Linked DNA regions of Homo sapiens: all the other regions are linked to region 2. A link is a loop called in an ENCODE intact Hi-C map of the cell type or tissue named here. Cell type or tissue: endothelial cell of umbilical vein. All regions are shown on one strand. Region 1 overlaps ABCA4 (ATP binding cassette subfamily A member 4). Region 2 overlaps ARHGAP29-AS1 (ARHGAP29 antisense RNA 1). Region 3 overlaps ARHGAP29-AS1 (ARHGAP29 antisense RNA 1).

Evidence for each region. A loop is a pair of places that touch in the nucleus more often than their neighbours do. Peaks named below come from ENCODE experiments on the same cell type or tissue, not always from the same donor. Only the 100,000 strongest peaks of a DNase experiment are listed, where the experiment ranks them.
Region 1: a loop joins it to region 2, with 10 times the contacts of the local background. A loop is called at or near these places in 2 of 110 quality-filtered maps.
Region 3: a loop joins it to region 2, with 5 times the contacts of the local background. A loop is called at or near these places in 7 of 110 quality-filtered maps.

Annotation. Positions count from the first base shown.
Region 1 is chr1:94,091,481-94,099,480 of GRCh38, reverse strand. ABCA4 (ATP binding cassette subfamily A member 4) reads left to right here. Exons shown (of 50, transcript NM_000350.3): 6 at 490-687. Among named protein-coding and RNA genes, the nearest start is that of ABCA4, 26 kb to the left of the region's middle. RefSeq lists an enhancer at 5,659-6,211. In endothelial cell of umbilical vein, no CTCF peak of the experiment used is centred here; DNase peaks (open chromatin) are centred at 4,040, 4,860, 7,080 and 7,800; H3K27ac peaks cover 4,651 bases.
Region 2 is chr1:94,322,351-94,330,350 of GRCh38, reverse strand. The region is part of intron 2 of ARHGAP29-AS1 (ARHGAP29 antisense RNA 1); the gene reads right to left. Among named protein-coding and RNA genes, the nearest start is that of ARHGAP29-AS1, 78 kb to the right of the region's middle. RefSeq lists an enhancer at 2,521-3,032. In endothelial cell of umbilical vein, CTCF peaks have their summits at 3 and 211; DNase peaks (open chromatin) are centred at 2,920, 4,510, 6,030, 6,840 and 1 weaker place; H3K27ac peaks cover 6,544 bases.
Region 3 is chr1:94,260,927-94,268,926 of GRCh38, reverse strand. All of the region lies in intron 2 of ARHGAP29-AS1 (ARHGAP29 antisense RNA 1), which reads right to left. It also overlaps a transcript of ARHGAP29 not described here. Among named protein-coding and RNA genes, the nearest start is that of ARHGAP29-AS1, 17 kb to the right of the region's middle. In endothelial cell of umbilical vein, no CTCF peak of the experiment used is centred here; DNase peaks (open chromatin) are centred at 2,846 and 3,696; H3K27ac peaks cover 1,976 bases.

The DNA.
Region 1 (8,000 bases), 230 kb after region 2:
TGCTGTCATAAATTACCACAAACTTAGTGGCTTCAAACAACACAGATGCATTATCTTACAGTTCTGGAGGTCACAAGTCTGAAAGTTAGGGCATCAGCAGGACTGCATTCCTTACTGCGGAGTTCTAGAGAAAAATCCATTTTCCTGCCTCCTTCAGCCTCCAGAGACACGCCACATTCTTTGGCTAGTGGTCTGCTTCCATCTCCAAGGCCAGTGGGGGCTTATCAAGTCTTTCTCACATCACATGACTCTGTTTCTTCTGCCTCCCTCTTCTACATTTAAGGGACCCTTGTGATTACACAGGGGCCCACCTAGAAAAGCCAAAATAATCTCCTTATTTTAAAATCAGCTAATCAGTGGCTTTAATCCCATCTGCGATCTTAATTCCTGTCGCCATGTAACACAAGGTATTCCCAGGTTCTGTGGGTTAGGACGTGGGTGTCTTTCCTACCACAGGGCAGTTTCTAGTGTTGCCTCTTCTCCCTGCAGTTCGCTCATGGAGTCCCGGACCTGGCGCTGAAGGACATCGCCTGCAGCGAGGCCCTCCTGGAGCGCTTCATCATCTTCAGCCAGAGACGCGGGGCAAAGACGGTGCGCTATGCCCTGTGCTCCCTCTCCCAGGGCACCCTACAGTGGATAGAAGACACTCTGTATGCCAACGTGGACTTCTTCAAGCTCTTCCGTGTGGTAAGGGAGGGGTTTGGCTGCTCGCCAATTGCAAGGTGATTCCTGGGGTAGCAGAGCCTCACGAATTGACCTTGGGGAGGGCGTGAGCCTGGTGTTCTGGACAATCCTTGCAAAAGCTCCAGGCTCCCAGGGCTCAAAAAATCACAACTGATAGTATTTCTAGAACAGTGGCCCAGGGACCCAGAAGTCACTATGAGGTTCACCATTAGGTATGTGGCTGTGGCATGTTTGTGTCCACTCTAAATGTGGGGATAATCCCCTTTACCTCCTCTAACAGAGTGGTAAAGGAAGGAGGAGGCCTGGTTTGACTCCCTGACCTGCTATTTCCTAGCCAGGTGATCATGGTAAGATATTGAACCTTTTCTGGTCCCAGTACTCATCTATAAAACAAATATAATACTTTACAGAGTGGTAGGAATTATACAAGAAAAGTATACGCAAAACATTTCATAAATTTTAATAAATGATGGCCCCATGCTTCTTCCTCTGGAAATGGTCTCAACCTCAATGGTTGGTGTTTCTAGAGAGAAAAAACGACAGAGAAAGTTTCATAGTCTCAAAAATTTGGAAAGCCCTGATCTAGCTCAACCCTTTGTTCTAGAACTGCATCCCAGACAGACTGCTTGGGACCTGAAAATATCTCCTCCTTTGCTAGAAGGATAAGATGAGAAGGAATTAGATAAAGGAGGTGTAGAGCAGAGGTTTTCACACTGCAAAGTGCATAAAAACCATCAGAGGGCCGGGCGCAGTGGCTCACGCCTGTAATCCCAGCACTTTGGGAGGCCGAGGCGGGCGGATCATGAGGTCAGGAGATAGAGACCATCCTGGCTAACACGGTGAAACCCCGTCTCTACTAAAAAACACACACACACAAAAATTAGCCAGGTGTGGTGGCGGGCGCCTGTAATCCCAGCTACTGAGGAGGCTGAGGCCGGAGAATGGCGTGAACCCGGGAGGCGGAGCTTGCAGTGAGCCGAGATTGCGCCACTGCACTCCAGCCTGGGTGACAGAGCAAGACTCCGTCTCAATAAAAACAAACAAACAAACAAACCAAAAAAACCCATCAGAGAAGTTGGTAAAAGATGCAAGTGCTAAATCCCCACCCCCAATCACTGTGATTCAGAAGAACCAGGCCAGGCCCAGAATCTATCCTGTTACCTTAGGCGATTCTGATGAAGACCATTGTAGGCCACACTTTCAGAAACACTCAAAATTAGAATCCTTCAGAGAAGGTGGCATATATAATATTTCTAGCATGGAATTATGTTTTTTTTCTTTTGCCTACATTTTAATTTCTAGAACTGTGTTGTAGGGAATGTCAGTCACTAAGAACTTGATTGAGGAACTGTGTTTTGTCTGTTTCATGACTGCTCTCTCAAGTCCCAGGAAACTCACTTTCAGCTTGTCTTAAAAAGCAAGCTGAAGGCTTTTAAAAATGAAGCAACATGAAATAAGACACCGCAGTTTCTGGCACGGTCCACGCTTAATCCCCTTCAATGTGTGACTTTCCGTGGAAAGTTACTCTACGATTTTCCCAGCTCGTCAGGGTGGGGCCCCAGAGTGAGTATGAAGGGTCAGAGCCTAGGGATGCCACCATCAGTGAGAGCCCAGGACCCCAGAAAAGGTCTCTTGGCTCACCACACTGTAGGAAAAATAAAAAGCAATGTAGTCCAAATGTCTCTATCCAAAGTTTCAAAAAGAACTTGATTTTAGACACGCTCCTTGACTTGTTTTCAGAATCAGACAGAAGAGTGAGGCAACAAAGGTCCCTTATTCCAGGCAGCTGAATACCAGCACAGCCAGGAGTCCAGTGCTGGTGTTTGCAGAGCCACCAGAGGCTCCCTCTCAGGTGTCCAGGGCCCGCATGCTTTGTAGAATGGGCAGAATGAGCAATGTCTGTGCACCTGGGCTTTGCAGGCAGGGCCTGGGTACCCAGGTTCGTGCAATCCTCTCGTCACCATGAAGGGAGCAGCATCATTCTTCCCTTCTTGAAGCACCTTGGCCACCAGTATAGGTAAATTTACCTCCCAGGACATGACCATTGATTCTGGGATGTCAATGCCAGAGATAGTAGGGTAAATCGGCACCTGGGTAAAACTTTCCATTGGAGACTAGAACCAAAACTCAGGACACTGGCTTCCAAATGTTTCTTTATCAGACAAGAAAGACCAAGTCTTTCCTTACGTCTTCACATGCTGCCTTGGCAAATGCTAGCATTCACAAACCCTGGGCTACCTTGACCTGTCACCCTTGCAGACCTCAGACGGGTCCTGGGGGCTTGCTTTCTCGGTTTCTGTATGCAGGCACTCAAACCTGCATCAGGCACCTGTGAAGGGCCGGGCACTGTGCTGAGGCCAAGGCTCCAAATGTGAACCTTCCACCCTCACTGAACTCACAGCCAGACCAGAGACAAGCAAACAGGACATTTCACAGCAGTGCAGCCTAGAAAGGGCCAACACCAGCAGCATTTGTCCCCCCGAGCGGTAGCTTTTAGAAGCTTCCCCAGTGATTCAATGTGTCCTACAAATGCCTGGCCCCCACTCCCAGAGATTCTGAGTCAGCTGGCCTAGGGTGCAGCCTTGACTTCACTGTGTTAAAAAGCTTCCCAGATAAGTCCAATGTCCGGCCAAGATTGAGAATCACTGACCTAGAGTTTAATTTACCACCTCAGTCTCTATAGACCACGCATAATAATAGTACCCCACACACCTCTGAGGGTCCAAAGAACTTTCATTTGATCACCCATGAGACCACCGTGGTGTGGAGATGCTTTCTCTCTCCTGTTCTCTTAACAAAGCTGGTGAGCGACAGAGCCTGCAGTGGACCGGGAGATGGCCCAGAGGAGAAAGCTCTGCCGTAGTCGGCCTCAGTTAACCACGGAGCACCACCCCTACCTGCTCTCCTCTCACTCCTGCTTCCGTCTCGGTGGAGAAAGATCCAACCGAAGCAGGACACATCTAGTCTTCTGGTGCCTTTAAAATGTACTTTTCCATTTGACAAATGGATTACACTAAAAACAAAAATTTACAAAAAAAAAAAAAAAACCTGAAAGAAATTGCAGGCATTAAAATGGGACTTTGCCTTTATTGCTCCTGGGCCCATCCTATTTGGGTTTTTAGAAAAACAAGCCTGAGGCAGGCCCAGAAAGGCTCAGGGCAGACCCTCCGATCCTCTGAAAGGAGCATCAGGCAGGCAGGGGTTGCTCCGGGGCCAGGGAAGGGGCCCCGCTGGGACGCGGCTGTTATTGCAGCTGGTTGGCGCGCAGCCATGCTTAGCTGCAGTGCGGGAATGCTGGGCCTTCTGTTCTGGGCTGTTTCTCATACGCACGTAGGCCAGTGTATAAATAAGGTTTTATTAAATGCCAAATGAGTTCTCATTAACAAAGAAAGAGGGAAAATCTCAGTAAACCACCGTGACGGCATCTACCCACTTTGAGTCAGGAGCTGGGGGTGTGAGTGCAACCTCCGAGACAAGGGAACCTGTGGAGCCCAGAGAATCGGAGGGGGGCGCTGGGGTTAGCACCGACTGAGACCAGCTGTGTTTTCTCTCGGTTCCTTGGAGATCAGAAGTGAGTGTTGTCATCTTCAAACAATCCAAAGGCAGTACCCATGGCCTTACTACATCCCTCCCACACCATCCCACCCATCCCCGCGCGTACACTCACACGCTCATTTGCACACTATCGCACACGCTCACTTGCGTGCGCACACACAGATTGGTGACCTAGGTGGACTGGGAGAGAAATAAGAGCCAAATGACTGGATTTTCTCCAAGGAAATTTATTAATAGCCCCTCTTGGTTTCACCTGAAGGAGCTTGTCTTCACCTGCGGCCTTTGCAGGCTTAACGCCCCCAGCTTGAAACCCAGAAGCTCAGACTTGGGCCCAAGGTATTATTAGTGCCAACACTACCTGAAATGTTTCGCACCTCATAAAAATGGTGTGTCAGTTTCGGGTGAGAGGTTGGGACGCTTCCCATCTGATTTGGCCCAAGGCATGCATGCCCCTCCTTCTCCTTCCCCTCCTCCTCCCCCTCTTCCCCCTACCATCCTTCCTGTTTTCTCTCCAACTCTGGTGCACAGCTTTGAAATCTTGCTGAGAAGCAAATCTGTCCCTTCTGCTTTGAATGTTTATTTGTGGAAGTTCGGCAGGGGAACCGAGGCGGGTGCCAAGACCTGCCATGCTGCTGGGAAGTCTGAGTCTCCCTCCCTTCCCCCTCCTAAATGCTTGTTGATAGAGAAAAGTCAGCCTCCTCGGCATTTGGGCTCACGGTTTTCCTTTGAAAATGCTTCCAGTGTGGCATGATTCAGCTTTCTTTTCTGTCCCCCAACCACTGCTCTGTTGTCATTTTTACTTTTCTGATTGCATTTTATCCGTGTCTCTTTGACTACGGGGTGGCTGGACGTTGAGTTCCAGGAAGAAAAGGGCCCAATCTTGGGGTTCTGACTACATGCGCCCATCAATGTCCTGTTTCATTCTTGGCTCTGGCTCCCTGAATTCCTGAGTCACTGGGGAGAAGCGTGGGTGGACCGCCCCCTACCCAGTGAGAGTTGCCACAGTTGCTGCTCTCCTGGGTCATTGGTTGCAGATTGTTAAACTTCACCTATGCATTTCAACTTTCGGGTGGATATTGCTACGTCAAGTGTCTGGGAAAGCCCCCACAGCTACAGGATTTTACAGTGAGGTCCCACTAATGACTTGATGTCATGACTTCCTCATTCTTTCCAATTTCTCCCACTTCTCCATAAGGGTTTTGGGAAGGGGAGAAGAGAAAGGAGTGATTCCTGAGTGCCAGTACCAGGGAACAGCAGGGCTGTTGGGAGGAAACAAAACTAAATCAGGAAGGTTTTTGTTGTTGTTTTTGGGGGGTTTTATGAAAATATTCAAGCCACAGCAAATATATTTGATTTATAGCATTAGTATTTTTTCTGCCTGCATCTACAAAAATCTTTACCTATTACCATCAAAATATCCTCTGGGTGAATGGATTTCAACAAAGAAGAAATAAAAATGAAATAGAAGAGAGGCCCCTTCGTGCACATTGAGCCTACTGGCTGGATTGTCACTTGCCTGCCTTGATGTCTTTTCAGCTCCAGGCAGGCAGTAGGCCAGGGCTTATTTTCATGACAGATCAGATGTTCTTTTATGGATTTACAAAGAAAGAAATACTGAGAAGTCAAAACTGAAGTCACTTAAGACAAGAGCAGGCCCCTGGGAAGGCTGCCATTGAGGATAATGAGTCCTGGGGTCCTGGCCTTTGTTCAGTAAATACGCACTAGGCGCCTACAATGTGTGCACCAATGTGTGAGGCGTCAGGTTCTCTCCAGGGTCAGTTGGTTTTAAGAAAGGTTTTGGCTTCTGATATGTTTTATCTCTACAGAACAGTAGCTCTTAACCTTTCTTATGGGTTAGGATTACCTTCGAGAATCTGACTACAGCTCTAGACCTGTTCCCTAAAGAAAACTAAGTTCACAGGGACACACAGGATGGGGCTCATGGAGCAGCTGAAGCCAGACCCCAGGTTAATAGCCTTTACATTAAAATGTTTTTCTACCTACCACTAATATGCATTCTTTAGTAAGCGGTCTCAATATACACCGATTCTTCCTTAACTCTGTTTATGAAGTATTCAGCATCCTCCCTGCCCCCTTCAGCATCCTCCCTGCCCCTGAGCACAGGATCCAATGGCGTGAGGACCACAGGCCTGGGCAGCTGCTGGGGCATACAGGCATCTCTTAGTGGCTGAGAGACTGGGCCCTGGCTCTATGTTGGCTCCTAACTTGCTGCCATTTAAAGGAAATCTTAGCCTCCCATCCGTAAAATCGAGAAAATAAGACTTGTCCTACACAGCTCATGAAATAGTAATGAAATTCACATTAGAGAAGAGATGGAAAAACACTTTGAACAAAAAGCATTTTGCTCTTATAAAAGCACAGCCTCTTTTGAGAGGCCCTTTGCTCCCCATTTCTCCTTCTTCAGACCCCCCCAGACTAGGAGAAGGTCTGTCTCATGGAGTGACCTTTTGGCTGCCTCTAGATTCCAAGCTCAGTTTTGCTTTCATTAACCACAGATACTGGGACGGACAGAAAAAGACCTAGTTTCTGTTGAGCCAAAGAGTCTCATAACTTGTCTGTTCACATACCCAAGAGCCCACCCTCTAGTTGAGACACTCAGTTCCCTCTCATTCTGGGAGACTGCATGTCTCTGTGACCTCCTGGTAGAGACCGTTTGACATGTCCCCCAACCCCCCAGTGATTGAGTCTGAATTCTCCACTGATGACGCATTTCCTAGCACTCAGGGTGTCCCCTCCTGGTTGCCCCCTCACCACTGAAGCCCGCTTCCTCCCTTTTCATTTGATGCTTAACAACTGTCAGTTTGCAAGAAACATGCTTCAAATCCACATTCTCCCAGTTGCCTAGCAACAACTTCCCTCCCGGATAAATGTGGGTTTCCTGTAGCTCAGCCCAGGACTGAACACAGCAGCACACACTTCTGTCCACTGCTTCAACTGCTTTTCACCTCTGGTCTGCATGCCTTCAAGACTGCAGCTCATCCCTCCCTTCAGAACCTTCCATAGCCTGCAGAGGCCATGTCTGCCCCAAAAAGACACATTGAACCTGAGGCTACTTATTTACCCTTGTGTTAGGTATATCCTCAACTTAGAAATTAATACTGTTTCCAGATTGTCTTCTTTGAATCACAGAAAGTAAAACAACAAAACATTCAATGCTTAAGACATTTCATGTGCGGTTGGGTGACATCTGTTTGATGAACACATTTGATCCAAAGCATCAGAAATACTATGCCAACAAGACTTTTTAGGAGGTGATAAACATGTCTGTTCTACCTTAAGAAAAAAATATTACACAGTCCCAAGGGAGAGACATGGTTTTGATCCCAGACAACCCAAGCAGAGACCTCTTAGGGCCGGAATCATCTTGGCTGCTGCCTAGGACCTTATATCAATTTCTTAAGCACAGGATCAAGGCCTAAAGGCCCCTTAGACTGACCTCAGTTAGTAGAGGCAGATCCCTTCACAGCCTTATCTTCCTTAGAGGTCTAGTCTGACCTTGAACTTCGGCTGGCAGTGCTGTCAGTTGTGATGTGTGACATGGAAGAGTTATTTGTTACTTGGAAAATTAAGAGAACTTATTTGGCATAGGAAATTGTGTGTGTGTGTGTGTGTGTGTGTGTGTGTGTGTGTGTGTGTGTGTGAGATGATGTTTGCCATTTTGATCTGTGACTTTTTTTTCCAGAAATAGTTTCTCAGTTCCATTCCAACTAAACTTACAGTCTCTTCCGGTTCTTTGACAG
Region 2 (8,000 bases):
AATGCACAGAGCCAGAGAAGACTTGAGCAGGGCTGGAGGCTGACAGGAAGGAGTTACTGCAGCTGGGAGAGAGGAATGGGCTTACTGATGGAGCACCAACCTGCTGGAGGTCAACCGTCAACTGCTGAATCCATAACAGTCGGGTTCTCTGTTGCCAGAGAGGTTTTAGCTTTGGAAAGAAATGGGGCACTGTGTTCTCAGAAACAGCAGAGGGGGCTAAGAAGAAAGAGTGTGTTTTGAGGGGAGAACAGGGAAATCGAGAGTGAAACTGTCCTTCCCACCATCTCTTAGAGTGAGAGAGCCAGGTAGGGCTGTTGTCCTTAGACAGTGTAAAAGTTTTGAAAAGGCAGCAGAAAGTCAAAAGAGATGACCCCAAGGAAATGAGGAAGGCGAGTGTTATCATCTGTGGACTGACTACAATTCACTCACAGCAATAGCTAATATTGGAGTTCTTATTTTTTCTAGGTGCTTGAACACAGAACATCTCACTTAACTCTTAGCACAATCCTTAAGGTAAGTATATTAAAATTCCAATTTTGAGATGAAGAGACCAAAGCACACAGAGGTCAGGGTGGGGGTGGGGGTGGGGGAGAGATTATACCACTATGGAGCTAGGCTTCAAACCAGGTTGTCTCACTCCAAAGCCCATGCTCAAATCTGTCTCCTACTATAGGCTACCTAATCTTTCCCATCACTTCTTACGAATATTATGCTCTGTCAGCCCTGTTCATGATTCCTCAGCCCTATTTCCCACTCCTGGCTGTGGGCCTTCTCAGAGGCTCTTCTTGTATCAGAAATATCCTGCCTGCCCAGCAAACCATTCATTCCAAAACCTCTTCAAGGATTTCTTCATAGGTACTATTTCTGTGATGACTTATTTGTTTAAATGAATCTGAGATTGAGATGCTCTTGCTCACGCATACAATGCATTGCAATTGTACAATGCATGTGTGACAGATGCCACTAGCTTTCCGGTCATTGGATGCCTACGCTTATGGATACTTTTGTATCTATGCTGATGTCAGCACCTCCAGGGGGAGAGGACTGTTTAATCTCTTCCAATTCCTCCTTATCAATCTGTATTCTATGATGTTAGTTAACAAATGCCATTTGCAGAATATCATGATGTTGCTAATAGATGTCCATTTATTCATCTTCTCTATAAACTGTAGTATAGTGGCCAAAATTCAAAAGCCTGAAAACTTCTATAAGGATTTTATTCCGGAGGTCACTTTCCCTAAAATTTGATTGTTTTGTCTGCTGAACTCATATATTTCTAGGTATTTGGTAATTCCACCTTGGTTGCTTTATCTATACTTTAAATATTTCAATTGCTCCCGAGTTGCAAGGCTAGCATTTTTCTGCTTCCTCCGTAGTCCATTTTTTTTTGAAAGGTACTAGATTTACTTGGCTCTGATTTCCCCAGGTATCTTTATGATTCCTAGGAGCCATCCAAATGCTGCATGAAGGCAGTATTAATCTCTGCAGCTTTTTCTTCCCACTCAGGAGTTGTCTTTTCTTGAGTTACTTAATTTATTGGAAGCGAATTCCTCATTGTTCTTAATTTATCACTCTCTGATACTGTTTCCATTTCTGGTACATTTATTGGCCTCATGAAGGCAAGACCAAAAAATTAAAGTAAAATAAATTAAAATAAACCCAAGTTTAATGTTTCAATTTCCTGGATGCTCCTCCTTACCCACAATCCCTTTAAGATATTTAAAGAATCTTGTATCATTGAGGTGTCTTCTAAGGCTGTCCTTCCATCACTGTCTACTTTACATTTTTTTTTCAGTTCACTTTTAAAGCCTCTTAGTATTGTTTCAAATGCCCCCACCCTTTTCTTCTTTTTAAGCGTGCTGGTTTTATAAACCGGGAACCTTCTGTTTTCCCATGGTGACATTTAATCATTATCTTCTGTGTGATGCTTCTTCATTTATTAGTCTGAGCAGTTAATTCATTTCCTGGACACAGGATTTATAAGAATGTTTAATTTGCCTTATTACCCACTTTGTTTGCTCAATCAACCCTTTGTTATAGTATCATGTTTTTCTACTCCTACTTAGCATCTTCATTCCACTTCATTCTACATAATCAACTCTCCCCCTTCTTTTGAATGACTTAGCTACTGTGGTCTATCTTTTTTGCCTTTCTCTCCATGATTTTAGCATCTTGGTTGATTAAAGAAGAGCTTCCTCTTAGCTTTCTGCCTGCTGATTTTTAGGATTGAAGTAAAAGACAATTTAATTTTGGGCTCATAGCATATCTTCTCTCGTGCCCATAATCATGTGTGACAAACTCATTGACTTAAAATAAGCAAATTATTATTTTCATAAAACAATCATACTTTTTTTCTATCATTTCCTACTAGTTATAGGACATTTCATCCCCTTAGGTCATCCTGATAGTCATCAAAATCAGTTTGAAACACTTTTACATGTTTTCCTTTAAAATATTTCATTTTCATGAACACTTTCTTCTTGGTCTGAAAACATCTGCATTTGCTGATACTTGTGTTTTACATGTTCCTTCTTATGTTTCTGATGGAAATATTTTGCTAATCTATATAAGCTTAAACTTCTGTCTTTTTTGGAGGGGCGGGGGTAACTTTTTCTAAACTAATGATGCAGTCATTCTTATCTGGAATTCATCATATTCGTGGCACAATCTCAAAGAACTTCATGGATAAAGATAGCTGCCTTGGAGCTAGACACTCCGAGGCATGAAGGGGTTAAATCATGATCGCAGCGACGGCGACCTAACAAGAAGGCGGTGATGGAACCCAGAGAAGCCAGCATTCTTAAGTCACTTCTCCCGTCCCTCTCGCCCCGCCCCCGCCAGTTCATCTCTTTTGTTGCTGGCTAGTTTCCTCTGATTGTAATTCATTCTGTATTCCTTCCTGCCCCTCTGTCTTGGCTAATTGTTCTTTCCCACACTACGGGGTTTTAATTTCCTCAAGTTATCGCCTTATCACTGGAGTTTACACTTCCTCAGCTCTTTGGGCCTGTCTCCCGCTCACCACTGAGTTTTGGTGACCCTTGCCCGACCGCTCAATTTCCACTGTACCTTAGTTTGCAGATCGCTGAAGTGGGACTGTTATTTCTCCCACTTCTCCCAAGGCAGCTGCATCAGAGTCCAGTCATTTTAGGACAGTTTTGCCAGTTAAGAACTATGTCTGAACTCTGTGGTGATTTTCATGGACATTCCAATGAGTTCCACTAGCAAAGCTGGAAGCTCCAACGATATGCCATCATTCTCTTCCCCAGATCACTACATTCCCCCAAACAGCCGTTTGGCTCTGTTTATCCTTATTTTTAACTTTGAAAGGAAATCTAGCAATAAAAATTCTATTTTGCTCTGAGTGGTACATTCACTGACAAGCAATTTTCTCCATGCTTTAAAAGTTGGAGTGACATTTTGAGCAAACTCACTATCTCAGAAAATGTCTTCACGACATGGTGCTGACCTAGGAATCCCATCAAATGCACAGACTCATCAATTTTCTTTACATTAGGTTCAGAGGAGAATCTTAATTTTCTAAAATTTCTTAATTTCCACGCCTTCTAAAAATCTCTTGTCATTATCGCATTGTGAGGGGAGGGAATTCGATATTAAATACAGACCACTTTGCATTAATTCCAGGGTGTCAAGAGTTAAAGGGAACGCACAAACCCAGTGTTGCTATTTTGTTTTATTTTGCTCTTACAGGATGGATCCTTCCTTTTCCTCTCAGTGCCTGGGGCTGGGGAATGAAGTGTCCTCTGCCTGAGGAGGTGGAGTGGAGGCCTTCGTTTTAAGACCAGGGTTCTGATTACACCTGACAGGGCCGAAACTTGATGCCCGCAGAGCTTACTGATATCTTATCTTCTTCCACTAGCCAGGATTACAGCAGGAATGTAACAGAAGTTGTCACTGATTCAGTTTGTATATGCTTAGTATGTAAACAAAAAAGCAAAAACAAAAACAAAATTCTTTTTTGTCCTCCTTGAAATTAGCTCCAGAGAGAGTTCTTTCCATCTTTTTAAAAATATTGGTCAACATAAAGAGTTTTGTTCTCAAGGCTAAATCTTAATGCTCCTGCAGAGAGTCTCATAGTTCAAGAATAATCATATTTAATAAAAAGTCTGCCTCAGAAAAAGATTCACAGAACCTGAGCCATGGCACTGATTTTGTGGTATTTGGATTCGTGTCTATAAAAATATTTGTACACCAGATGGTGGATTGTTCGACGCATTCATCCCAAACCAAAAGATTTTTTTTTTAAACTCACACACACCAAACACTGTGGGGGTGGGGGGGATCATTAATTTTTTTCCCAGTCATGCTGCATGAGTAATGGTAAAAGCAACAGCTAAAACAATAAGATTATTGTGTTGAATTCTTAATGCATTGTCAGGTATAAAGACTTCAAGTAGTGCTGAAAATATTTTCTCCCTCTGAACAACACATACCATATGTACAACTCACTTTGACAGTTTACCAAGTGTACATATTTTCTAAAACAAAATCATCCTGCTGATGGAGGAAGCTATATGGGGTGACCTACTCAAGATTGGATTGGGAAGCATCCAAATTAAACATGAAGCCAACAGCCTAGGGCCCCAGTGATTCATCCAACATGACTTTTTCTCGGCAGGTTGATTTCATTTTTAACAGTCAATTCTCAACTAACTACTCTAATGGGTGGGGAGGTATACATGATAAAACCAAAACAGGATAACAGAAAACTAACTGTGCAGTGTCTAATGTTGGTGGGAGGGTTGTTATCTATGTCCCACACCATGGCCACTCCATGGATCTTGGCTGTTCATTTATTGTCATGTTACAGCAACTGTGGACTATTTCCTGAAGGAAATCTGGCCCCTACCCATGGGTACACTGTGGTCTGCCTCTTTGAGGACGTAGGTCTATACAAGTACATGGCCTGGTTAGGAACCTTCACTTTCACAAGTGGATGCCAAGTTCTTAGGTGTACATCCGCATCTAATCAGAAGTATAGAGTTTCAGCTGTTGGGTACCTGCCAGACAATTTATCCTTGACTTCTCTGCTCCTTAATTCTTATGGAAGTTTGATTGGAGAAAACAACATTTAGGGAGAGATGCAGGCCATCCAACTTTCTTTCTTTCTTTCTTTCTTTCTTTCTTTCTTTCTTTCTTTCTTTCTTTTTCTTTCTTTCTTTCTTTTCTTTCTTTTTTTCTTTCTTCCTTCCTTCCCTTTCCTTTCCTTTTTCTTTTATTTCTTTTATTTTTTTTCAAGATGGAGGCTCACTCTGTCTCCCAGGCTCGAGTGCAGTGGTGGTGATCACAGCTCACTGCAGCCTTGACCTCTTGGGTTCAAGCAATCCTCCTGCCTCAGTCTCCTGGGTAGTTGGGACCACAGGCATGAGCCACCATGCCCAGCTAATTTTTACACTTTTTAAAGAGAAAGGGTCTCCCTATGTTGCCCAGGCTGGTTTTAAATTCCCGAGTTCAAGCAAGCCTCCCACCTCGGCCTCCTGAAGTGCTGGCATTACAAATGGAAGCCACAACACTTGGCCTTCTTTTAGATATTTTAGATATTTTAAACTTTATCTGTGCATCAAGTCAGATACTTAAAAAACTTCATTTGTGAACTGCATCATGTCATTCCCTCAGAGAACTGAATTTTAAAGGACCTCACTTTGTCATTAGGCCCTAGGTTAAAGGCTCCTGGAGTGATACCATAAGAAACAGCTATTGGAAACTCATCTGCTTTAAGTGTCATTCATGACATCAGTGTCCCTTTTGAGGACATATGGGAGAAACGTCTTTCAGGTCTTAAGGCTCCTGAGACCGTGGTATGTATGTTATAAAACACTGTGAATCCTATAACTTGTCTGTTTTCTTCATTGCTCAGAGCCAAATGTGTGATCCCCCTCCAGAAAAGACTTGAGTCTTTACAGTTGGAATTTCCGTGTCGTGAGTGGTGAGTGGTTTTATTTCTTGTTTCACTTTACTGCCTTGCTTGTATTTTTCTCTTTGCTCTAATTAATTTCTTTTGTTTCAATCATATTGCATGATTTTTATGTTACCTAAAATGCATGTCAAATGAGGTGGTGATTTGAAATCGTTAAATCATCCTTATGGCATTTCCTGAGCAAATAGCAATAAAAATATACCTTTGGAGTGTAAGGGAGGAAAAATTTCTCACTCATTGCTGGGTTCATGGCTGAGGCATCTATAACAAAAGACAGATTAAAAAAAGAAAAGCATATAAATGTATTTAATATGTAAGTTTTATATGGCATAGCTTCGGAAATGAAGATCCAAAGAGACAGAGAAACCTGTGGGTTTTTATGCTAAGTTTGATGAATAAGTGGATGATTGTGGAGATGATTAGACAAAACTGTATGATCTAATGCTAATAAACTAGGGGGAACTTAGCAAGGCTTGTTTGTTCAGATTCTTCTCTGTGTCTCTGTGTCTTCAAAGACAGGGACGTTCCTTCCCCCTGGCTACAGGGTGGGCACCTCTGGAAAGAAGGTTTTATGACCTGCTTCTAAGAGAAAGGCAAGGGGAAGGTGAGAGTAACCTTCCTGCCTCTGGGGTTTTCTGAAGTGCCAAGGTGCCATATTTTGGGGTAGTGTGTCCTGAACCCTACAAGGGGATACTCCCAAAAGTATAAATAATTCGGGGAAAAAGTTAGGATGTTTTAATTATCCCAGATAATTGGGAATTTGATATACAGTGACATCTTAACGAACAAACTCTCAGGACAAATCTAGTTTTAATTAATTTGACTGAGTTGCAGAATAAATTGAAGGACATGCTGATCTCAGACAGGAAGGCACCGTCACTGGTGGGAAATGTTCCTTGAAAAGGGCTCGTCTGGGCCAAGGACTGAAACCAAGGCCTGCTTCATTGGAAAAAGTGAAGGAAGGAGGGAATTCATTCCCCGTAACACAATTTAATGCTTCACTCCCCCTTTAACAAATCTTGTTTATAGTATTATTATGCTTAAATTTAAGTAAGCCATAACATAATCATTCTATCCATCCTTGATAATGGAGCTTATTTATGAAGATAAAGTCTACCAAATACCTTCAACAATGTGCCCAGCACTGGGGATAAATCAATGAGTCAGAATCCCTGTCCTCAACACCCGCTTTGAGCCCTTTTCTTTGTTCATTCATTCAAACAGTATTTATTAAGTATCTGAAGGGAGGGCTATGACTGTGGCAGGGCATCTAAGTTATAATGGATGAGGGGCAGCAAAAAAAAGCCCACCAGAGGAGGTGGCATTTAGATTGAGGTCGGAAGGATGAGGAGTTGGTCAAGAGACAGGGAAGGAAAATACAGTCCTGAGGATGAAACAATGTGTGTGAAGCCTGGAGGTGGGGAGGAGACTGCAGGGGCTGCTGGAGATCCGTGTGGGAGGGCCACAGGGTGAGAGGGTGCTGGGTGAGGTCATGATATGGAAGGCATTTCCTCTTCTCCCAAATGGTCTCATGGCCACACCTTTCACCTCCTCCAAGCCTTTGCTCCACCCACGTTCTCAACGAGGCCTCCTCTGTCCCTCCCGTCCCAATTGCAACACCCCCTTGCTCCAATTAGTTTCCATTGCATCTATCACCTTCTAACACAGAAATAATATGTTATTTATTCATTATCTTTCTTGTTTGTCTCCCCCACCTCACTCCTACCTCCCTCTAAGCTTCGGTGAGGCAGAAAGTTTTGTCTGCTTTGTTTACTGACATATCCCCAACATCTAGAACAGGGCCTGGCATTCCGGCTCTGTTCTTCAGGGCCAGGTCTTCAATCAATAGCCGTTGAATGGAATTGAATTGAAAGTTGATGAATGTTTTAAGCAAGGATGTGGCCTTATCTTATTTAAATTTTTTGAAGGTAACTCGAGATCCTGAGCAAAAACAATGCTTTAAATCCAAAAGACACTTTTCTGAATTGCTCTGTATCAACTCTGGAATCTAAAACCAAGGCTTGGCTAGCCAGATGTTAAGCTTCTTCCTAACCTTTCTTTCCAA
Region 3 (8,000 bases), 61 kb after region 2:
TATATACATACATACAAAAATAGTCACTACTAAAGTTTAGTTAGGCTTAGCAGGAAGACAAATAGAGGTTAATGGCTCAGGGATTTGTCTCTCTCTACATATATCATATATCATATGCACATATATATATATATATCTTCTTGAGCCCAGAAGTTCAAGGTTACAGTGAGCTATGATCAGCCTGGATGACAGAGCAAGACCCAGTTTCTAAAAAGAAGAAGAAGATAATCATTTGATAATTTAAGAACATCTAGCTTAATAAATATGCCAGTATCTTCATTCAACAAACATTCAACCAATACTTATTGTACTTACTGAACTCTTACTGTGTCCCTGGCACTATTCTAGTCACTTGAAAGTATTAATGAAGAGAAACAGAGAGAGACAAAAACCCTTACCCATGTGGAAACATACAATAAACAATAAAAAGTATGCAGTATATTAGACAGTGATAAGTGCTGTAGAAAAAAAATTGAGCAGAATAAAGTGGGTTCAGGGATGCCAATGTGTGTGTGTGCTGGGGGGATGTGGCAGGAGTAGGGGAGGGTGAAAGTTCCTGGGACTGGGGAGTGGTAGGTGTAGGAGAAGGTAGAAGCTTGCAGAATAGGATGATCAGATTAAGCTTTGTTAAGAAGGTAAGATTTGAACAAAAACTTAAAGAAGAGAAGGGACTTAGTAAAGCGGATATCTTTGAAAACAATGTATTGAATATTGTCTATGGGTCTTGCCATGTAATACAAATATTTAAATTAAACTAAGAGTTTCAAGGGCTATATTCAAAATGAATATCTAAATTAAAACAGACACACTAATTTTAAAAATAAATGTATTAAACAGAACTATAATGAAATTTACTAGTTTTTTTGTTTATCAGAAGAAGTTTATGTTTGCCATGTGAAAATAATGAAGAGAGCTACAGAAAGGGGAAAAAAGTAACAGAACAAATATTAGCACCACCAATATGCCAAAAAAATGTAGTTATTTCATCTAGCAGCTTGAGCATCCAAGGTCTCTTATTATATAGTGAAGACTGGGATAGTTCAAAGGAATGCAATAATACAACTATTATTTGGGAGGCACTGGCTATTAGATATGCTCAGTGTTAAGCCTTTTTCCTGGATTATTTTATATAGTGATCTCAAGTAATGCTCATTTGATGAATGAGAAAACTGAGTCTTGGAAAAGTTATGTAATTTACCCATGATCACACAGTTAGCAAGTGGCCAGGTCAGGATACGATTCCAGATTTGTTTGGCACTGGAGCCCACTATTTCATTATTTATGTTATGCTATCTTTCCACAATGTTTTATTATATTCGTGTATAAAATGGAAGATTAAACATAGGTGAATTAAATTTTCACTCACAACTATTATTTGGGAGGCACTGACTATTAGATATGCTCAGTGTTAAGCCTTTTTCCTGGATTATTTCATACAGTGACCTCAAAGAATACTCATTTTATGAATGAGAAAACTGAGTGAGAGAAAGAAAAATGAAAATAGGATTTGACAGTCACATTACACTTTTACCTGATCCCAGTACTTAACATAGGTCACTCAAGGATATTCATGGCCACAATCCATATGCAAGACTTGTGACACTGTAGCCTTTGGAAACCAAAACTATAGACCACATCCTAATTGAGAACACACCAGCAATGACTTTCCAGAATTTGGGATTACTAACACACCTGTTGAGGAGCTAAGATGGCCCCATAAGGTCCCAGTTTTCTACTTTAACAGTCCATAGTACTTTGAGACTCCTTTGTAGAAAGGCAGAAAGAAAATGCTAACGAGGCAACTGTCCTATTTCTAAGCTATGGGAGTAATTTCAACTTGAGATATAGTGTTGCATAAGCCAAAGATGAGCAAAATCCTGAGGAAGGCATGATAGCATAATAGAAAGATCCCTGGATTGAGAGCAGATCTGACTTCTTGTCCTGGCTCTACCATTAACTCATGTGACCTTGGGCAAGTAAGTCACTTCACCTCATTGAGCCTTAGTTTCCTCACATGTAAGATGTCCAAAGTTGTAAAGCTTTAAGAATGTCAATAGGTGTGCCTCCTTTAGGAGATAATGATTGGTTTTCGCAAATAGTTGATTTGTGTATGTGTCTCTGGAACGTGAAGGCAATCAGAAAGTTTGATTCAAGTCACTTAGGATGGAAAACTTCAGTGCTAGAGAGGCTATGAATACTAAGAGATAAGTTACCATGAATTTAATAAGGATGGATTAACAGGTACTCCACCTGAATGGTATTCTTTAGAACCAGAGTTATGGGAATGAGTTGGTTCTCCCAGCCTCTCTCTGTGTTCTACACCCTGAGCCCCACCACAATGCAGGTGAAAAGAAGCAAAGGCCATAGTATGAAGGGGCTCAGTTCATGAAGGGGGAAGGAAAGAAGAGATGGAAGAGGTAAGGAGTTAGCTCTTCAGTTAGCACAGTGAGCACACTATTCAGAAAAAATTAGTCCCTATCAGGAAGAGAGACTCAGAACTCCATTCAAAGCTCCGATAACTCCCCAACATAATTTGGAGGTGAGAGAATATTGATTTGTTGAGAGGAGTTTCTGGACTAGCACGGGCCCCAGGAGTTTCTAGTCTTTTTGTAATCAGGAGGAAACCAAGGAATAAGCATGCCATAGAAGGAGCAGAATGACAGTGACCAGTGTTCATTCAATGCCTGGCTTTTGAGCCTGGCTGACTCACTGCTCTGGACATGCCAGTCCATTTGCCTGTCATTTTCTATTTTCCTGCTAGCATTGCTGTAGAAAGGCCAGCTCTTCCTCTTATTCTAATCGCCTGAACCCTAAGTAGATTTCGGTTTCCTTTAATCAAATGCAGCTTGACCAGAAAGAACACCACCATGTGCCTTGCCCTGCTGGCTCATAAAATAGCCCAGAAACAAAAGCAATGTTTCTTCCCAGTCTCCCTGCATCACATGCTTGTTCTATGCCAAGTCTATAGCAGCTGCTAGAGTGGAGGGGCACCAGACACTCATGGATTTTTGGACTTTGGCTCCCATGAACCAAGAAACATATCCTCACTCTTTTGATTTTGGTGCTCCCCCATTCCCTCTGGTGAAATAGCACCCACAGCCTCTCACCTTGTAGAACCTACTAAGGTGACCAGTCACCCCCACCCTTGAAGCAGGGTGATTCAGACATTCAGCAATAGGTCTAAGGAAAAAGTCACTGGAGTCTGGGGAGCAGAAGCAGTAGAAAGGTGGGAGACCCCCACAACTGTTAGATAAAAGCACCTTGGTAGCTTTTCAAAATTGGTAACATAGAACTGGGTAAGAACACGCTATAGAGGGATGATCAGGGCATTCCAGGCAATAATTGCTGGTGTATTTCTTAGAGTTTCTTCAGTTCTGAGTGGCTGCCCCTATTATCCACTTTCCTTCCCAAGGTATGTCCCTGGAAAGGATTTGCTGGAAAAAGGATGGTCTGAGACTGGACTGCCCATACTCACATATTAGGCCCCACATTCTCAGTAGAAAACTGAAATTGGAGGGGTTAAAATATCCTATCCACATAGCTTCTGGAGCAGGGCCAGAGCCAAGGAGGAAGCAGGCCCATCAGGAATGCGAGGTCATGCCTGCCAGGGCAGCTTATAGATTCAGCTCACAGGGAAGCCAGACCCGGTCAGCAATGCCAAGGCAGAAGGGGAGCCAAACTGGGCACTGAGATATCATATGGTGGGCCAGAGGTCAGAAGCAAGTCAGGATGCTGAAGCCAGAGATGGAGCTTCAACAAAATGAGTCAGGAAGGACCTAACAGAAGTAGGGAAGGGCTGGGATGTCTGGGGAGTGGAATAGAGTTCGTTAAGATGCAGCTGGCAAACTGCCATGGCCCTTCTATGCATAATTAATACACTCCTTTCATATTCTGAAGCAAAGTCTTGAAGTATCAGTTTCTCACTGGGCTTGTAACATACGGGCCAGGGCATGCTGGGAATAGTAAAGCCTTGAGCCAAAGTGAAAGGGAGTCACCAGAGTCAGGGGCAAAGCTAGGGCAGAAGTGGCAACCCAAAGGAGGGGGTGGCAATAAGAGACCAAGATTAAACAAATGCATAGAAAATATAGCCCCATTTCACAAGTGCCAAAGTCAAAGCAACGACTAATACAGGAGATCAGCATAAGGGATCAGTGGCCTTGGCAAAGACCGGGGATGGGGTGAGATGGAGGATTGTGACATGCAAAGCTAAATCATCTGGGGAAGTCTATCTAGTAGAAGGTGGAGAAGAGCAAGAGATGACCAGGTGACTGAGCCCCAGGTAATAAGGCAGGCCGAGATGATGCAGAGAAAGCAAATATCAGCTTGATGGCAGAACATAGGATGGGACTCCCCTGAGTGAACTCAAGAGCCCAAAAGAAGCAAGTGGAAGGCAGCCACAGATGGGCATCCAGGGGCATTAGGGAGAACCACTGCCCAAACACACCAAAGCATCTGTGTCTTAGGTTTCAGCCTGTGAGCCAAAGACCATTTCCAGACCCCTACTGATTAGTAGGGGAGGGCTGTTGATGTTCTTCCCAAATGGAGTCTTCTCAGTCTTGGGACAGAAGGTGCAGGATTTGGATGGTTGAGCACCAACCATGAACAATGGAGATGAGATGAGAATTAACACAGAATCTAATGCAGAAAGACTCAGAGAGGAACCAAAGAACTCCTGAGGCTCAGTGAGAATTGTGCTAAATCATGGAAGAAAGAAATCAAGGGTTGCCATAGTCAGATGGCCATTCTACCGCCATCTCACTACAGCTACTGCCAATATGCTACTGCCAAGATTGTGAATAAGTTTGTTCTTTCTGGAGATCAATTTGGCATTACGTACGAAGAGTTATAAAAATATACCCAGCCTTTGACCCAAAATTTACACTTCTAGGGATCTCAACTAGGGAAATAGGATTGATGCAAGCTCGGTTTTAACAAGGATGCTCACCACTGTGTTACTTATACCCAAAGAACATTGGGAACAATACAAGCACTCAATAGCAGAGAACTTTTAACTGGCTAAAGTAAGGAACTTCTAGAAGATGAACTATTATGTGGCCACGTTAAATCATGCTCTTGAATGGCATGGGAAAATGTTTATATTATAAAAAGCTAAGTGAAAAATGACAGAACAAACCAAAGTACATAGTGGTGTACATGGAATAATTTCAATTTTGTGAAAAATTTACATATATCCACACAGGAGAAAACATTGACTGAAAGGAAAAATACTGAGGTATTAATAGTCACTATCACGGATAGTGATATTATATATTATTTTAGAATTCTAACCAATTTTCTAAAATGAATCTTGTATTATTATAAGCAGAAAATATAAACATATTATGTAAAACCCAAGGGGAAATAGGGAAGGGAATGGAATTCATTACACTGAAGGGCTCTGCCTCCTCATGTGATATTTCATAATTATGCATGAGTACGTGGTCTGCATGATGTCTAACATTGTTAGAGCACTGCATTTTCTGATTGCAGATGAAAACCAGATGCACAAGACCCCAAACCTTTTTTTTTTTAACTTTTAAGTTCAGGAGTACATGTGCAGGTTTGTTATATAGGTAAATTTGTGTCACAGGGGTTTGTTTTACAGATTATTTCGTCACCCAGGTATTACGTCTACTACCTATTTATTTTTCCTGATCTTCTCCCTCCTCTCAACTTCCACCCTCCAATAGGCTCCTGTGTCTGTTGTTTTCCTCTATGTGTCCATGTGTTCTCATCATTTAGCTCCCACTTATAAGTGAGAACATGCAGGATTTGATTTTCTGTTCCTATGTTACTTTGCTAAGGATAATGGCCTTCAGCTCCATCCATGTTCCTGCAAAGGACATGATCTTGTTCTTTTTTATGGCTGCATAATATTCCTTGTATATATGTACCACATTTTCTTTATCCAGATTACCGTTGATGGGCATTTAGGTTGATTCCATGTCTTTGCTATTGTGACTAGTGCTGCACATGAACATATGTGTGCATGTGTCTTTATGGTAGAACGATTTATATTCCTTTGGGTGTATACCCAGTAATGGAATTGCTGGGTTGAATGGTAGTTCTGTTTTTAGATCTTACAGAAATTGTCTTCCACAATGGCTGAACTAATTTACACTCCCACCAACAATGTACAAGTGTTTCTTTTTCTCCGCAACCTTGCCAGCATCTGTCATTTTTTTGACTTTTTAGTAATAGCCATTCTGACTGGTGTGAGATGGTATCTCATTGTGGTTTTGATTTGCATTTCTCTAGTGATCAGTGATGTTAAGCTTTTTTTCATATACTTATCGGCTGCATGTATATCTTTTTCTGAAATGTCTGCTCATGTTCTTTGCCCACTTTTTAAGTGGGTTGTTGGTTTTTTTGCTATAAATTTTCTTAAGTTCCTTATAGATGCTGGATATCAGACCTTTGTCAGATGCATAGCTTGCAAACATTTTCTTCCATTCTGTAGGTTCTGTTTACTCTATTGATAGTTTATTTTGCTGTATAGAAGCTCTTTAGTTTAATTTCCATTTGTCAAGTTTTGCTTTCGTTGCAATAGCTTTTGTCATCTTCGTCATGAAATCTTTTCCCTCTCCTATATCTAGAATGGTATTGCCTACGTTGTCTTCCAGGGTTTTCATAGTTTTGAGTTTTACATTTAAGTCTTTAATCCATCCTTAGTTGATTTTTGTATATGGTATAAGGAAGGGGTCCAGTTTCAATCTTCTGCATATGGCTAGCCAGTTATCCCAGAACCATTTATTTACTAGGGAGTCCTTTCCTCATTGCTTGTTTTTGTCAGCTTGCTTTGTCAAAGATCAGATGGTTGTAGGTGTGTGGCCTTTTTTCTCAGCAATCTGTTTGTTCCATTGGTCTATGTGTCTGTTTTTGTAACAGTTCCATGCTGTTTTGGTTTCTGCAGCCCTGTAGTATAGTTTGAAGTTGGCTAGTGTGATGCCTCCAGCATTCTTCTTTTTGCTTAGGATTGCCTTGCTTATTCAGGCTCATTTTATGGTTCCATACGAAGTTTAAAATAGCTTTTTCTAGTTGTGAAGAACATTATCAGTAGTTTGATAAGAATAGCATTGAATCTATAAATCACTTTAGGCAATATGGCCTTTTTAATGATTTTGATTCTTCTTATCCATGAGCATGAGATGTTTTTCCATTTGTCTGTGTCATCTCTGATTTCTTTGAGCAGTGTTTTGTAGTTCTCCTTGTAGAGAACTTTCACCTCCCTTGTTAGCTGTATTCTTAGGTATTTTATTATTTTTGTGGCAATTGTGAATGGAATTGCGTTCCTGATTTGGTTCTCAGCTTGACTGTTGTTGGCGAATAGAAATGCTAGTAATTTTTGTATGTTGATTTTGTATCCTGAGACAGCTGAAATTATTTATCAGCTTAAGGAGCGTTCAGGTCAAGACTATGGAGTTTTCTAGGCATAGGATCATTTCAAGACTCCAAATCTTAACCTTACTTCTAAACTACAAAATCGTCTTAATTTTGTTGAGATGTAGCTACACTTGACCTGCACGCATAACACAGTAAAGCCAAATGAGACCCAAACTTGTGATAGTAAACACAAATAAGTGTTTATTACTTCATTATGTTCAATTATGGAGATGAAATTACATTAAATGAGATCAGTGTTATAATAACCTATGTGCCTTGATTTATAAAGCATGTCTGAGCTTCTGCAGCAGGTGAACTGGAAAAGGGGAAGCTACAGAGCTGAGGTAAGAAGGTCTGGCCAAGCAATAGTAAGGGACTTTCCAAGTGTTGATGTCTAAGAGGAGAGTGTACATTCAGAATCTCTGGATAGTTTCCAAAAAGTCCAATCTGATGGAATTCGGTAGTGGAGATGGTGGTTTCATGGCCTGGTTTTTTAATGTTTCAAGAACAGAGACACATTTACCTTAGTTAATGGGGGTGCAGAATTAGGAAGGTGGCATTGCAGGGATACACAGGAGGTTGTAAGGAAGTCAGGAAACACTCAACAGCTGCACAGC